Linked DNA regions of Homo sapiens: region 1 is linked to region 2. The links are chromatin loops, found by intact Hi-C in ENCODE. Cell type or tissue: ovary. All regions are shown on one strand.

The links. Peaks named below come from ENCODE experiments on the same cell type or tissue, not always from the same donor. Only the 100,000 strongest peaks of a DNase experiment are listed, where the experiment ranks them.
Region 1: it touches region 2 in a loop (4-fold over the local background); 37 of 110 quality-filtered maps call a loop at or near these places.

Annotation. Positions count from the first base shown.
Region 1 is chr16:55,820,442-55,828,441 of GRCh38, reverse strand. It overlaps CES1 (carboxylesterase 1), which reads left to right. Exons shown (of 14, transcript NM_001025195.2): 3 at 2,147-2,291; 4 at 4,759-4,892; 5 at 6,921-7,074; 6 at 7,963-8,000. Among named protein-coding and RNA genes, the nearest start is that of CES1, 8.7 kb to the left of the region's middle. In ovary, no CTCF peak of the experiment used is centred here; no DNase peak of the experiment used is centred here.
Region 2 is chr16:55,756,267-55,764,266 of GRCh38, reverse strand. It overlaps the pseudogene CES1P1. Among named protein-coding and RNA genes, the nearest start is that of CES1, 73 kb to the left of the region's middle. In ovary, no CTCF peak of the experiment used is centred here; a DNase peak (open chromatin) is centred at 3,646.

The DNA.
Region 1 (8,000 bases), 64 kb before region 2:
ATAGAACAGGAAAAGTGCCTTGGAAACAAAGAAGCAGTTAAGCAGGTGAGGGAGATCAGAAGGAAGGATCCCATGAATTCTGCTGTCTTGAATTTTGACATAGTCGGGGAGAGGAGTGGGCCAGGAGGTGTGTGGGTGGCAAGTGTACTGAGGTGTCCACTCGGCAAGTGCTCAACTCTCAGGTGTGCCTATTCCTGAGGAGAACAATGGAAGGTGTGTCCATTCACCCTGGCCAAGCTGGGAAGAAAAGCCCAAAGGTTCTAATTGGCCTCACCATCACTCCCCAGGGTAGGAAGGACCCTACAGACATCAGAGCAGACCCTGCTCATCTCAGCAGCCAGGTGTTCGGAGGCTTTCCAGCAGCCCACCAGTGGCCGCCTTCTTTTCTTCCCTTTTTTAAAAAATAATGTTTACTGTTTTTATTTTCTGAGTGCAAATGTAATATATACTTATTACAGAAAATTTAGGAAATACAGAGAAAGGAAAGTAAGAAAATTAAGATCACATACAATATTCCACCACCCAGAGAGAACAACTATCAGTATTTTAGATGGTAAAGTATTATGATGTAATATATTGTTTGTATTCCAGTTTTTTTGCCTGTTGATATACTTTCTTTCTTTAAAAGGGAATGCTATATTGAGATAATTTGGATGCCTGCTTTGCTCATTTATAAGTATATCATGAGCATAATTCCATGCCATTAAATAGCACAGCCTGGTATTAAAAGCTGCATTACATTGGGTATTGAACCATAATTAATTTCCCCAAGCTTTTATTTGGGGTCATTAAGTTATATATGATGTTTTTAATAATATAACATCATGAATGTGAAACATTTATGCACATTCATGAATAGTTTAGGATAACTTCTCAGAAATGACATTTCTGAGTCAAAGAGTATATATTTCTTGTTTGATTTCCCTCCCAAAATATTCCAACTACACTCCTCCCATTGACGTATGAACATCTCCATTTGGCAGACTCTTGGCAATGCTTGGGATTATTAAAAATATTTTTGGCTATTGTATAGGCAAAATAATAATAACAATACCAGCAATATTATTTTCCTCTTTAATTTGCATTTATCTGAAGACCAGTGAGTTCTTTTTTCCTTTCTTCACATTGGAATGTATTATTATTATTATTATTATTATTATTATTGTTATTCCTCTTGCACTTGGTGATCTTAGGAAAATTTCCCAGGATGGAATCAAGAAGTCATCTTTGCTGGCTCTGATTCTGTCACTTGAGAGCTGTGTCATCCCAGAGTCTGAGTGCCTCAGTTTCCTCATGTACCTAGTGGGGGCGGTGATGACTGCCTTTTGGTACATTGAGGTCTGGGACTGTTGCTTATAATATACTTGTGTATAAGCACCACATGGCATGGATCTACCTGGCTATGTAACCTTGGTCAGGTTCTCTAACCTGCCTAGGCTTCAGTTTTCTCATCTGTAAAATGGAGATAATAGAACCTACCTAATGGGACTAGTCTGAGGCTTAAATGAGTTAATATACAAAAGGTACTTAAAACAGTGCCTGGAACACTGGGAGAACTAAATAACTATTACCAGTGTTCATCTATGTTGCATCCTTGAGATCTTTCATCAGGGCAACACAACAGCAACTGCCTGGGAGAGGCAGGTGGTAGAATCTTGGCATGTCAGGGCTGCAAGACTCATGTAGAAATCACTCCGCTCACTTAGACCTGGCGGATTGGGACGCAGAGTGTAAAAGGAATTCACCCAAGGTCACCCCATAAATGCATGGGAGAGACAAAACTAGAGCACAATTCTCCTGATGTTGTCCCACAAAGATATCACCCCTGAGCTATTGTGAGAAATGTCACCTCCCAGGGAGGATCAGTGTATTAGTGGTCTCCCCTCCTTGATGCTGGGAGTTCCAAAGGCTCTGGAAAGGGAAGAGGTGTGAAGCCCTTCTCACTCTGCTTGGTCTTAGGAGACCTTAGTGAGTCCCAGCGCCCCCACCTGAAGCCCCTGATAGCCTCCTACCCACTACAATGTCGTGAGTCTGTAACTATCAAGTCCATTTCCAGGCTTAAACCTCCCAGTCCAAGGCGCTGCCGTAGAAAACACCTCGCTTAGATCTGGCTGAACTTCAGGGGTTCTTCTTTCCCCCTCCCCAGGTGCACCCAAGATCCCAAGGCGGGGCAGTTACTCTCAGAGCTATTTACAAACCGAAAGGAGAACATTCCTCTCAAGCTTTCTGAAGACTGTCTTTACCTCAATATTTACACTCCTGCTGACTTGACCAAGAAAAACAGGCTGCCGGTAAGTTGTGGGACCCCCTGGTCAAGGCGTGTCAGTGCCAGTACCCCGCATCTTCTGGGGCAGAATGGAAGGGAGTGAAGGCAGCTTGGGGAGGGAGCTGCACAGGCCAGGATTGTTTCAGAGACCCCAGGGCCTCCACAGGAAACACTGGTTTTCCACACATCAGTTTACCCTCGTGACATAGGCACTCTGGGGGAGTTTGTTTTGCATCTTTAATGAACATCTTAATTGTTCCAAGTTCCCTCATGCTAATAGAAGGATGAGAATGATTACTTTTAGTTACTAGATTAAAAATCTGATACCAAGATTGGGTAAGACATGATTTTCAATGTTAGTGGTGGAAAGAACTTAGAGAAAAGCCAACACCCCAACTCTTCCTTTTCAAATAGAGAAACTGAGGCCCAGACAGGGAAGGGGAGGTCACCCAGTAGGGTAGTTTTGGCTCAAGTCTTCTGATCTTCACATCAGTGCTTTTGACATGGAGTAGGGCATTGAGCTTGTATGTGGCCTTTCTCCAGCACAGCAACATTCATCTGGGGTAACTTTCACTGTCCAGGTACGGATGTTGGGGGCGGAGCCTGGACAATCCCAGAAGCTCTTCCTTTTGCCTTTGGCCAAATAGCTGGGATTTCTTTTTGTACCTAATTTCCCTCCCTAATTGTCTTGGCAAAGGCTGATGACCCAGTGAGTCAGAATTTCCCAAATAAATGAAGGGCAGGACATGGGGCAGCCCGCCAGCTGCAGGTTGGAGGGTGGGGAGGGTCTGCTGGCAAAGGAGGCACCCAGGGTGAAAAAACAAGGGGTGTTGTGTCTAGCCAGTCTCCCAGGGGCACCGTGGCATGGTGCCTAGGAGTGGGGGAGCAGGTCTGCGAACGTGGAACTAGAAGTTGGTCCTACATGTGCTTTGTGAGACACAGGAAGTGAGAGAAAGGTTTACTCATTCATTCATTCATTCATTCATTCATTCATTCATTCTTCTATTGTGTACTCAGTGCCCCATATACACAGTTAGACCTGGGGCTTCAGGGAAAGGAGGAACATGAATCCACTCCACACAGCCCCTGCCTTCAAGGATCTTGCCTTCTGGGCTGTAGAGACATATCCTCCCTTCAGCACTTTATTGCAGGCCAGCCCTCAGGCTCAGTCTTCACACAAAGATGAATGCACACTCAATCCCTCCCCAGGAGGCAGGCAGGGATTAGAGTTGTGGGAGAAACAAGGGCTCTGGGAACCTGGAGTCAGGAGAACCTCCAGGAATGGCCACAGGCTCTAGAACTACACGGTCTGGGTTTAAATCCTGGTTCTGCTTTTGACTAGCTGAGAGACTTGGGAGTTTCTTAACTTCTCTAAGCCTCTGTTTCCTCAAAATGGGAATCATCACATATGATCAGTCAAGGGTGACCACTAAGCGTGATCTCAGTCCCTGGCTAAAAAGGCAGAGGCAGGCTCATACCCCTGCCCTAACAGTGGACTCACTGCACTGTGGCCGGCGCCTGCAGTGTGCTGGGCAGCTCAACATGTGGACTCTGGAGGCAGACTGCCTGGGTTAAAGTCCTGCTGCTACCACTTTTGAGTTGTAGGACCTTGGGCAGGTTAAGTGCCTCCATTTTCCCACCTGGATAATGGGACATTATTAGTACCTACCCAATGTATAGTTTATTTTACTGTGCTTAGAACAGCACTTGGGACATAGTTTATGTTACGAGTTCTTTTATATTTCATGAATAATATTATTACAATATCATTATTTTAGCCACTCTCACTTCTTCCCCACTATGTGGACTTTTAAAATGCAAGAATCATGCATGAGGAATTGTATCCACTCTCATCCTCCAGTATTAGCAGAGTCCCTGGCACATGCTAAGTTCTCGACAGTGTTAGTCCATTGACTGAAGGCATCCTGAAGTGGGTGGGTTTTAGGCTGGGTTCTGCAGGGTGGATAGGATTTGGGGATGCAGAGGCATAAGGAGGCATTTGAGGAAGAGACACCATCACAGGCACGTGTGCTTCTCGAGACAATCATTCATGCACAGAGAAGTTTACTTCACCAAGAGATAGTTAACTGAGATGAAGCTGAGATACAAGGGCTGCCCCATGGGTACGCTGAGTGCATGAATAGTCTAGGCTTGAGGGTGATGGGAGTGTCCTCCCGAAGAGGACATCCTTAGCCTTTGCTATGCCCATGATGATGTTCTCAGCATCAAGAGCCTTTCGGGGAGGAGGCACTGGAGGCTGGGTAGAAAGGAAGGGACAGCCAGGGTATGTGCAGTAGGGTGGTGGCTTGGGTCCCAGTTGGGAGAATTATGCAGGAGAGAGATTGCCTTTTGCAAAGTTGCTGGGAGCTGGTGAACTTTGGATAGCATCCTCCTTCAGTTGTAACCAACAGGTAGGTCACCAAACAAGACATCTTCTGAGTGCTCCCTGGCTCTGTGTCCTGTAACTGGTATGTTGCTTCCTCTCTGCCCAGGTGATGGTGTGGATCCACGGAGGGGGGCTGATGGTGGGTGCGGCATCAACCTATGATGGGCTGGCCCTTGCTGCCCATGAAAACGTGGTGGTGGTGACCATTCAATATCGCCTGGGCATCTGGGGATTCTTCAGGTAAGAAATCGGACTCTCCTCACTGCACTTTGGCCCCCAGAACGAGGATGCTAGGACCCAGCTCTTGTCATGCCAGCCCTCAGGGGAGCTTAGCTAGGTTCCACAGTAAGGCATCCAAGCCCCTTCGTAATTGGACACTACCTACCCTCTCACTACCCAGCCACTCATCCACTTGCCTCTGAGCTTTTGCATGTGCTGTTCCCTCTGCCTGGAATGCTTATTCTATCCGAAGAACACCTCTTCATCCTGCAAGACCCAGCCCCCAGTTACCTCCACTGAAAGACTCATCTCCTCTTCACCTATGTTTCTCCAGCACATTGCTTTTCTCTGTCATGACACTTAGCAGTCAGCCCAGCAGGTGAAGGTTGACACATCTGACTTCTCATGGAAAGGAGGGAAGGGGCAGAGTCACAGAGGGAGCTCAGGGCATGTTGTGGGTGAAGGAATGGGGGCTGCAGATGGTGGGGTGTGGGAGCATCTGACCCCTTCCTGTGGGAGTGTTGGGACCCACTCAGCTCATTTTCTGCTTGAAATTTGGCAAGTGTGGGAAGCAAGGATGGAGTCTTCCCATCAGGTCTCCATGGGGACAGGAGTCAGATCTCCTTCAAGGCGCAACTGCTATGAACCTTTTCTAAGGTTCTCCTCCATCCATGCCAGTCAGGTTTCTTCCTGAACACGCCACTCAGTTGGTCTCATTGCGGTCATCAATGACCTCCCCCTGCTCTCCACCCAACCTCTCAGGACTTCCCAGCAGCAGCAGATGGCCACTCAGCCTCTGTGACATGCTTCCTTCCCAGCCCCTTTCCTGGTCCTCCCTCCTCCCTGTCCACAGGCCTCTCTTGTCTCCCTCTCCCTCCTTACTAATTCCCAGTGATCCCAGGGAGCAGCCAGAGCCCCTGTTTCCAGCCCACCTCACCTTTGAAGCCCACAGGCATCACTCACTCCCTCCTCCCCACCCCTGGCTGTCTAAAGGGTGCCCCACTCTTCCCAGGGACAAGTTGAATCCTTGACTCCCACTGCCCCTCCCCAACAGAGACCCCCTTCTCCTCCCACCACGCCTCCACTCAGCTTCTGCTGCCACATCCTCCCTTGGGCTCAGGAGAAGGCCTTGTGGACAGCCCGGACTGTCTCTTTTCTCACAACCCTCTTGGCTGCGCCTTCAGAATCCACTCAGAGTCCCCTACTTTGCACCTCTTCCCTGGCTCCTAGCCCAGCCAAAGCTCTCTGTCTGTCACCTTGATTATGATCTTTAACACTTTCAGATCCCTGCCACTTTTATATAAAGCTGAGTTGCACAGTAGCCAGAGTGATCACTTAACACATGCATTGAATCATGCGATGCCTCTGCACAAAACCCTGCAGGGGCTTCCCATGCTCCTTACCATGACAGCCGAAGTTCTTGCCAGGCCCCAGGGCCCTCTCTAGCTGCACCTCCTGACTCACACTTTCTTTCACTGGGCCCCAGGCCCTTTGCACTTGCTTTTTCTTCTGCCTGGAATTCCTTTCTTTGGATATTTACAAGGTTCATGTGCTCATTGTGCTTGTTTTATGAAGGTCTTTGCCTCCAAAACCTCAAATGTCACTGCCTCCAAAAAGCCTTCCCTGATTGGGATCTGAAATGGCACCCCCTGTCCCACTCCTGTTTTTTTCCTTACTCCATTGTATTTACCTCAGTGCACTTTGACTACCTGACATCATTATATTCTCTCTATGTATCTGTTTATCTGCTTGTGATCTGTAGTGGGAATTCAGTGTCATCACAGGTTTTGCCTGTTTTGCTCTCAGATGTGCTCTAGCTCATAAGACAGCGTCAGGCATACAGTAGATGCTCAGTAAATAGTTGCCAGTTGTGTGAATGTAGAACCATACATCACCACAATGCTGTACTAATGAAAGCAGGGTCTCAGAGATGCTGAAGCCCAGCCTTATTCTTAAGGGTTCACTGAGAACCCCTAGCCCCATCTGTGGTCCTGAAGGTCCTGCATGACATCTCTGCTCCCCACCCTCAACCTGTTCTCTTCCTCACAGCACAGGGGATGAACACAGCCGGGGGAACTGGGGTCACCTGGACCAGGTGGCTGCCCTGCGCTGGGTCCAGGACAACATTGCCAGCTTTGGAGGGAACCCAGGCTCTGTGACCATCTTTGGAGAGTCAGCGGGAGGAGAAAGTGTCTCTGTTCTTGTGAGTTTTCCTGTCACCAGGCCCAACCCCACGCTTGATGTGATGCTGATGAGACCTCTTGGACACCTGTCAATCCAGCTATGGATACCTCTGATTACAATACCTGAATTCAGGACTGGCCCTACTCACAGCCCAGCATCAGGGGGTAGAAAGCTAAAGACCAGCTCTCCTTGGCCCCCAGGAAGCTCAGAGCTCAGCTTAGTGTCCTGGGGCCATATGAATCTCCAGTTGCAGCCTGCAATGGTGGCATTCTCCTCTTCCAGCTTGGTTGAGCTCTCTCTCTCTCTCTCTCTTTCTCTCTCTCCTTCACACTCATTTTAACATAAGGACTCACATCCCTTCTCTTGGGAAGTAGGAATAGGCATAAATTATGAGTAAGGGCAGGCAGAGAGAAGAGGTGGACAGAGGTCATTGTTTGGCTAAACCAGACCTACATGTGGAGGGGACATGGACACTGAGCAGGCTGGGAATTCCTCTGGGGTGGTCTGATGGCTTGTCCATGCCCAAGAAGGAGGCGACAGTCTTTGTGACTGTGGGGTCCAGTGGGCTAGGGGAGGCAGGCAGAGGAAGGAGGGATGGAGCCGCGGATAGGGAGGGATGGGGCAGGGGTTGTGGGTCATAGACACAACCTTGGGTGTGAGGGGTCCTGCTGGGATTGGGGATTGGGTTCAGGAGACACTGGGGGATCTGGGATGAAAACCCAGATGAGAGGTGCTGGGAGCTGTAGGAAGACTTCCACCTCCTTGAGGTGGGCAGAGGGTCAGCCCACTACTGGATTCCTCAGTCCCGTGTTGGTTTTATAGTGGAGTAGATCTAGCCTGGAATAGCGAGTGAGTCACTGACCCCACTCCTGAGCATGAACTCTCCTCCCCTCCACTCTGCTGTCAGGTTTTGTCTCCATTGGCCAAGAACCTCTTCCACCGGGC
Region 2 (8,000 bases):
AGGAAGTGGCCGTGTCCTGGGAGAGGTACCCATAACGCAGTCTAGGAATTAGAAGAGGGGGCAAGGCCTTCTGATTGCGGGCATCATGGAGGAGCTGGGACTTGCAGTAGAGGAGGATTGAATGAGGGGAGATGAGAAGCAGAGAGTGGTACACAGCAGAGAGAAGGGAATTTGCTGAGGCTCAGAGCAGCAGAATGCAGAGCCTGCCTGGGGAAGGGGGCATGGCCCACATGCACCAGGTGGAGTCTGGGGGGAGTGGAAAATATTCCTGGAATGAGACCGCGCATGTCAGGGAGGGCTTAGAATGCCAGGCTAAGCGCTTGAGTTTTCTTTACAGACAAATAAGCAGCAGGAACCGTTCCAGATAAAGGATGTGATCAGGTCAAGGAAGATTCTTCTGGTGGCCCTGGGCAGGTCTGCTCCATTCTTTCAGCACAGACAATGTTTCCTCACTGAGCTGAAATTCATTTCCCACAGCCTCCGCATCAGTTCTGGTTCTACCTGTCATGGGACTATACTGGCCTGATCTGATCTGCAGCCTGTGGCCTTTCAGACACTTGATCTTGCTGCCCACCCCTCAGGTCCTATCTGGCTCCAGTCACCTCAGTTTGTCTGAGCTTCCCTCCTAGGAAATGATTTCCAGCCTCTTGTCCTCCCAGCTGCTCTGCTTTGGATAAAGACAAGATGTTAACACCTCCCTCAAAGTGTGGGGCTAGAACAGAACAGAACAATTCAGATTTGGTCTTAGAGGGGAATATCCAATCACAATGGAAACTCCTTATGCAAAGCCCAGTTACACAACAGCATCCATGTCTCATCTTATTAATAGCCAACACTGCAATGTCAATATTTAGCTTCTTTTCTTTTGTTGTTGCTAATTACAAACAATACTGAGATGAACTTCCTTGGAAGCATGTTTATCGACATAGCAATGGGTGGTGGCATTACATGTGGCCTGTTTTCTTGGTGATTTCCACCTTTTCAGCACTGTATGGGATTTCTGGTCTTCACCTGAAATCTTCCCAACCGATCTTAACTATTTTAAAATTTTAAATAAAAAAAGAAAAAAATATGTAGAAATATGATGATGTCTAAAAGGTATTTTGAAAGACTTGGAGACCAGGCACAGTGGCTCACCTGTAATCCCAGCACTTTGGAAGGCCAAGGCAGGCAGATCATTTGAGGTTAGGAGTTCAAGACCAGCCTGGCCAACATGGTAAAAACCCCTCTCTACTGAAAATACAAAAATTAGCTGGGCGTGGTAGCATGAGCCTGTAATCCTGGCTCCTCTGGAGACAGAGAAGAAGGAAAGAAGGAAAGGAAAGAAGGAAGGAAGGAAGGAAGGAAGGAAGGAAGGAAGGAAGGAAGGAAGGAAGGAAGGAAGGATGGAAGGAAGGCAGGCAGGCAGGCATGCAAGCAGGAGCGAGGGAGGAAGGGAAAGAAAAGAAAAGAAAAGAAAAAGACTCTGTCCCTGACTAGACGTGGGGGGAAATGGAAGGGAAAGAAGATCAAAGACCTGGCTTGTGATGTTGGATCCCTGTTTACATAGGCTCGGTGGAGATGTCAGTGGGATATCATGGCAAGATGACGCCACAGGACGAGTGCACTTCAAGGCTGGAAGGAAGCCTGGTGGGGGAGCAGGGCAGAATGTTCTCCTAGACAGTGAGCATACACACCATGGATTTGTATGGCTTCATTGAAGATGCCAGTGTGAGAGGGAAGAGAAAAAAACAAAGATCAAACACAGGGACCACTACAGCCAAGACGAAAGATCCATCAGAGTAGCAGGGAGAGAACGTTCCCACGTCCTGGAAGCCCAGGGAGGAAGAGGGCAAGGAACCAACTAAGATTGCTGAGGACTTCAGGGAGGTGGAGGAGAGTCAAGTCAGAGAAGAAACCACTGGGCTGGTCATGCTCAGCTCAGGGATTCCCTTCAACAGGATGAGGTGGATGGCAGCCAGATTGCCAAGGGTGAAAAAGTGGGTGAATGGGGGGAGGCAGAAACAAGTGTGAGAACAAGACCAGTTGCTGCTGATGTTATATGAAGCACGAACATGGTGGGCACCTACTATGTGCCAGGCATGCATTCCAGTTTTTTAAATTAATCTTCAAATAAGCCTTGCTGGGTAGGCATCAACATGCCCATTTTACAGAGGAGGAAACTGAGGAAGTGGAGGCAGCCTGTATGGTCTTCCTAAGGAAGGAAATGGATGGCATTGCCAGGAGTAACCAGAGGTAAAGGAACATTCAGTTCCAAATAGGCTTCCTCTCTTCCTCTGCCCTTCCCCACAGTTCCAGAGCTCTCGCAGTGTCAGGCTGCCAGAAGGAAGACAGGATGCAGACGGGGCTGGGCTGTCAGGATTCAGGACCCAGAGACAGACCTAGGCGTGATTTTCGGGTTGACCCTGGGCAAGTACATTTCCCTGTGTGAGTTTCAGTTTCTATGTCTATAAAATGGCATGGGGGTATTTCGAGGCCCCTCGCTGCACCCCTCTATGTACCATGTGTTTTGTTTTCTGTATTCTGATGCTCTGGCATCTGAGGCCTTGTTGACCTTGGAGAAACTCCCTCTCAGGGTCCAGCCAACCTGGAGCCCACACTCCAACCGCCTCTTTGATCGGGTTGCCATGCCCTGGCCACTACCCACCTGCCCTAATCATGCCAGGGCTAGGTACAAAACAATTAGGAACAGCCCCTGTGCCCCAGAGCCCCTGAAGTATCCCAACTTGCCAGTCCTCAGCCTGCCTGCCCTGCCTTTCCTCTTCTATCCTTGGAAGCCACAGTAAAAGCCCCTTGGCCTCAGATCCGCCCTGTCCCCTCCCCAGGCTCTGCTGCTTCCCCTTGTGCCCCGCGCACTGGTGTCCCCCTCCTGTTGAGAACATGAGTAAGAAACTGTCTTTTTAATGGCAAGAGGTCCTGATATAGTGGCCTGACCACAGCTCGAATTTTCTATTCATACACTACATTTTTAAACAGCGCCTTTAAATTTATCCACCCCTTTTTCATGCTTTCTACATACCAGGCGCTTCCAAGAGTGCTTTAGAAACAACCACCCATTTCCTCCTCACCAAAGCCCAGTGAGGTAGGTAGCACTGCCACCTCTGTTTCAGAGAGGGGGTAACCCAAGCACAGAATAGCTCAGTCTCTTGCCTAAGTACACACAGCGAGGAAGCGCCCAGCGGGGACTCGAACCCAGGCACTCTGGCTCCAGAGTCGATGCTCTTAATATTCTCCTGAGCCGCTATCCGTTATCGAGCCATAACGGGACGAATTATGGGACAATAAACTGAGCTGCCTAAATTTCTCTTGTGTGCGGAGTGAGGTGGGCCGGCTGCCGGCCTTCTTGGGGCAAGCAGTGCAGGGCGGTCTCAGCATGTTCACCCTCCCTGTGTCTCCGCGCGGGCCAGGCTGGCTGGGCTCAGCTGCTCCAAGTCCAATTCCAAGTACGGAGGTCGCGCCCCGCCACGGAGCCGGACCTTTTGTGTCTTTGCCTTTCTACGCATCTGCGCCCAGTTCGGCCCAGAACAAGGATTTCAAAAAGTGCCCCGCATATTTGACTTCAGAAGGACTCACCCCAAGCCGCGGAAGCAGCGAGAGTGGCCAGGACAAGAGCAGGGAGCCACATCCTGGAAGGGCGACAGTTCCGGGGGCCTGCGAGGTCTCCGTGCAGCTCAGAGGGACTGTGCTGTCCAGCCCTGGCGCCACCCTGGCCCCCAGTTACCGCCCTGCACTGCCAATTGCCTAATCCTCTAATTGGGAGAGATCAGAAAAGCCCTCCCTTTCCCCAGATCTCCCTGGGCTTCCAGTGGGGCCTCAAGCCACGCCCACTCACAGTTTACCCTCTTTCATCAAACCAATCTGGACTCTACTCTCAGATTACAGAGAGCTGTAAACTCGCCCAACTGCTTGTGGCATAACGGTGTCACCCTTGCAGGACTCTAACCTTAGTGCTCTCTGAGGGCCCCCAAAGGCCCGCACCAGCAGGCAGATGCTTTTAGGCAAAGGGAAGCTTTGATCTGAGGTCCTCAGAAACAACTGGAAAATGTTAGAGCCACTCACACCTCACAGCTCAGCTGGGTAAGTTAGGACATATCTCAGCTCCCAGGGCTTGTGTTTCATAGCGTTCCAGGATTTCAAGCTTGGAAGCGATCCTAAATTTTATCCAGTCCACTTTCTGATGCCTGAATTAGCTTCACAGTATCCTGCCAACTAGCCAAGCCTTCTCACACACTTCCAATCTCAGGTAAATCACTACCTTCCAAAGCAGGAATTTTTGGACAGAATGTAAAAATGATTCCATCTCTCAATAGCTCCTGGCTTTAATCATCCATCCATTCATGTACCCATCCATTCTGTGAACATTTACCAAAATGCCAGGCACCTGGCCATGTATAATGGATACAAAGGTCAATTCAAGACATGGTTCAGCTTCTCAAGGGGTTCACCATTGTAGACAACACATATAGGGTGGAGGAGCAGTAGGTGTGATGTCAAGGCAATGTGAAATCACCAAATTAAGGGGATACAGAGTGCTCTGGGCACACCTGGAAAACTGTCATTTACAAGCTGCTGGGGACACAAGGAAGTCACTCAAACCTCTTTCATGGGATTATTAAATGTCCAACAATAGGGAATTCACTAAACACACTGTGATACCGCTGGCTAAGGAAATATGATGTATTCACTCAAAATAGTGATGTGCACAGCTACTTATTAACAATGAAGACAGGATGCGTTGTGAAAGGAAAAAATAACAGGTTATAAACTGTTGTGCGGTGTAGGCAGTTCCTCCAAAAATTCAACATAGAGTTTCCATATGACCCAGCAATTCCCCTCCTAGGTGTCTACCGAACAGAACTGAAAGCATGTCCATAAAAAACTTGTACACAAAGAGCAGTGTCATTCATCCTAGTCAAAAAGTGGGCACAACCCACATGTCCATGACCTGATGAATGTGTAAATAAAGTGTGGTGTATTCGTGCAGAGGCATATCATCCAGCCATAAGAAGAACATGCTACAATGTAGATGAAGCTGGAAATCATTATGGTAAAGGAAAGAAGCCAGCCACAAAAGGCCACATGTCATATGATGCTTTTTATGTGTAATTTCCAGAATAGTCAAATCTACGGAGACAGAAAGTGTTTGACAGGGTCTGGGGAAGGGGAAAGAGACGGGGATGAGGAATAACTGCTAATGGGCATGAGTTTTATCTTGGGGGTGGTAAAAATGTCCTGGGATTAAATAGTGATGATGTTAGTGCAACTTTGGGAATATACTAAACACCACTAGATTGTACACTTTAAAAAGGTAAACTTTATGACATGTGACTTATATTTCAATAAAATAATGAAATATTTTTGAAAATCTAGATAGGTATAATATGGTCCCGTTTTGGTAGTAACATATGTCTTTATTTGCATGGGAAAATATTGGAAGGCTATATAGCTAATTAGAATTACAACAGCCATTTCCTGGCTGTAATCTTGTCAGTGTTTTTACTTATTTGCATTTTCCACTTTTATTTCTTCATACATTCATTGACAAATATTTACTGAGAGCTTACTGTGTGGCAAACACTATGCCGAGAGTTTTGTATGCAGGAACTCAGTCTCAGTTCTCAAAATAACCCCATGAGATTAATGCTGTCTCACAATCTTAAATTGATTTCTGTTGTTTAAGCCACCCAGTCTGTGATATTTTCTTCTGGCAGCCTAAGTAGACTAATACATAGGCTCAACTCAATTCCGTTATTTATTCCCAAAAGAAACTAAGGCCCAGAGATGGGGAGGGTTTGCCTAAGGCCACACAGCAACTCAGTGGCAAAGTCAGAACCAGTACTTGAGGTTTCTGCCTTCCAGCACAGTGTGGCTGGCAGCCATTTCTCTTGCTTTTATACATCAGGAAGATATTCTAATCAGTAGCCTTATCTAAGGCAAATTGCCTTGTCAGCTCATTGACCCAGGCTGAGCATGGTAGGGCTGAAGGGATAGAAATAGCCAGGGGAGGCTGGGCACTGTGGCAACCCTTCCTGCTTGGTAATCCTAGCACTTTGGGAGGCCAAGGTGGGGGGATTGCTTGAGAGAGGAGTTCAAGACCAACCTGGGAAACATAGTAAGACCCTATCTCTACAAGAATAAGGAGAAAGGAAGAAGAAGAAAAAGAGGAAGGAGAAGAAGAAAAAGAGGAAGAAGAAAAAGAGGAAGAAGAGGAGGAGAAGGAGGAAGAAAGAAGAAGAAGAGGAAAGAAAGAAAGACGGAAGAAAGAAGAAGAAAGAAGGAAGAAGAAGACTAAGAAGGAGGAGGAGGAAGAGGAGGAAGAGGAGAAAGGGAAAGAAAGAAAAAGAAAGAAAGAAAAGAAAAGAAAAGAAAGAAAAAGAGAGGAAGATGAGAGCCAGGTACCAGGTACTTGGGGAGCCATGTTCTACTTTCCCAATGTCACTTGGCAAGCCTGCCCTTGTCCAGTCCAGACCACGATTGACATCAGGAAAGATTGGGCAACGAGCAGCCATAAAGCACATGACAGTCCCAGACCTGCTAATGGATTCTTGCCCAAGGCCGTGAGTTGTATCTGAAATGAAGCTTCTGGAGACCCAAATTCAAAAAGGGATGCTCATTAGCACTCATTCTAGCCACGTGCAGGCTGGTGAGGGGCATTCTGTGATGGGAATGAGGATGCTCTGACAGCATGAGAATCAGTCCCCAGAACTAACCGACTCTACAAAAGTTGACCTGAGCTTAGGGTTCCTCCCTTACTTTTATCCAGGACAGAAACCTGGTTGATAAACTGCATGCTAATAAAAAGCATCCCTATCTCTATCCACAAGGGACAATCTGGGTGGTCCTCCTAAGTAGAAAGCAAAGCTAGTCCCACTCACTCAGCACAACACACACACGCACACACATGTGCACACATGCACGTGCCTGTTAACCATCCTGCCCTGTTGCCTTAGTCAGCTGACCTTTGCAACCTGAGAAACAGTCCTGGCTCTTTGCCTATGAAGATTTTGTGGTGCTGTATTCACAAAATATAAGATGTAAGGATTAGTTCTTCTCCTGAACCACTGCGCAATCACACTCCTGCTTGTGACACCAGCCAATTGTGCAAACAGAGAATTTTTTGGCCACTCCTGGGACTGCCCATTTCTGGTTCATGATGATTCTGCAGATTGTGATGGGTGAAGCTGGAGCCTACCAAGCCTTCCAGTAGATCTCATTTTTGCTTAATACATATAACTCCCCTGCATCACTTCAGCTGTAAGCAGTACGTCTCTTGTTTAAGCGGCAGTTGATTTAGGTCATTGCTTTTCCCTGGGGAATCCCTCTGGTTTCCCATGTGGAACTATATGACGTGGAAAGTAAAATCTGAGGAACTGGCCTTAACTTCTAAGCAGGGGGTAGGACTTGGGAGAGGGGGCATATCTGGGGGCTTCAAATGAACTCCCCCAAACCTCTCCACCTCCATCAGTTTACTCAGCAGATATATGGAAAGCTAATATTAGAGCAGGCATTGGGCACAGCAAGCCCATGTCCTGCTGAGCCCCTCACTCAGCTTTGTCTCTGAACTGTGGGATCGATCAGGTGTAGATTTTGTGGTGGAGAACACGGAAATGGGAGACAGAAGTCTGAGAATCCACTGGGTGACATTTGGGAATTCCTTGTGGAAAGGCAGGGGGTGGCTATGGGGGAGGGGCTCTCTCACGCACCCTTCACCGTGGCTCCACACTCTATGAATCCAGGATTCTACGACATTCTCCACTGCAGCCTGGACATATGCAGTGTTTCTGGAACCTCACTTATTCTCACACTAATATCATGGTTTTTTGCCTCATCAGCATATCGTCTGTACTTCTATGAACAGTTTTCTTTAAATGAAGCACTCTTTTTACTTTAACATGCTCACTCAAAAAGGAGACTTTATACCATTTCCATAACTGCAAGACCTGTATAACCTGCCATAAATTAGAGGTATGCATGGAAAATGTGTAACTGCATTTTTTAAA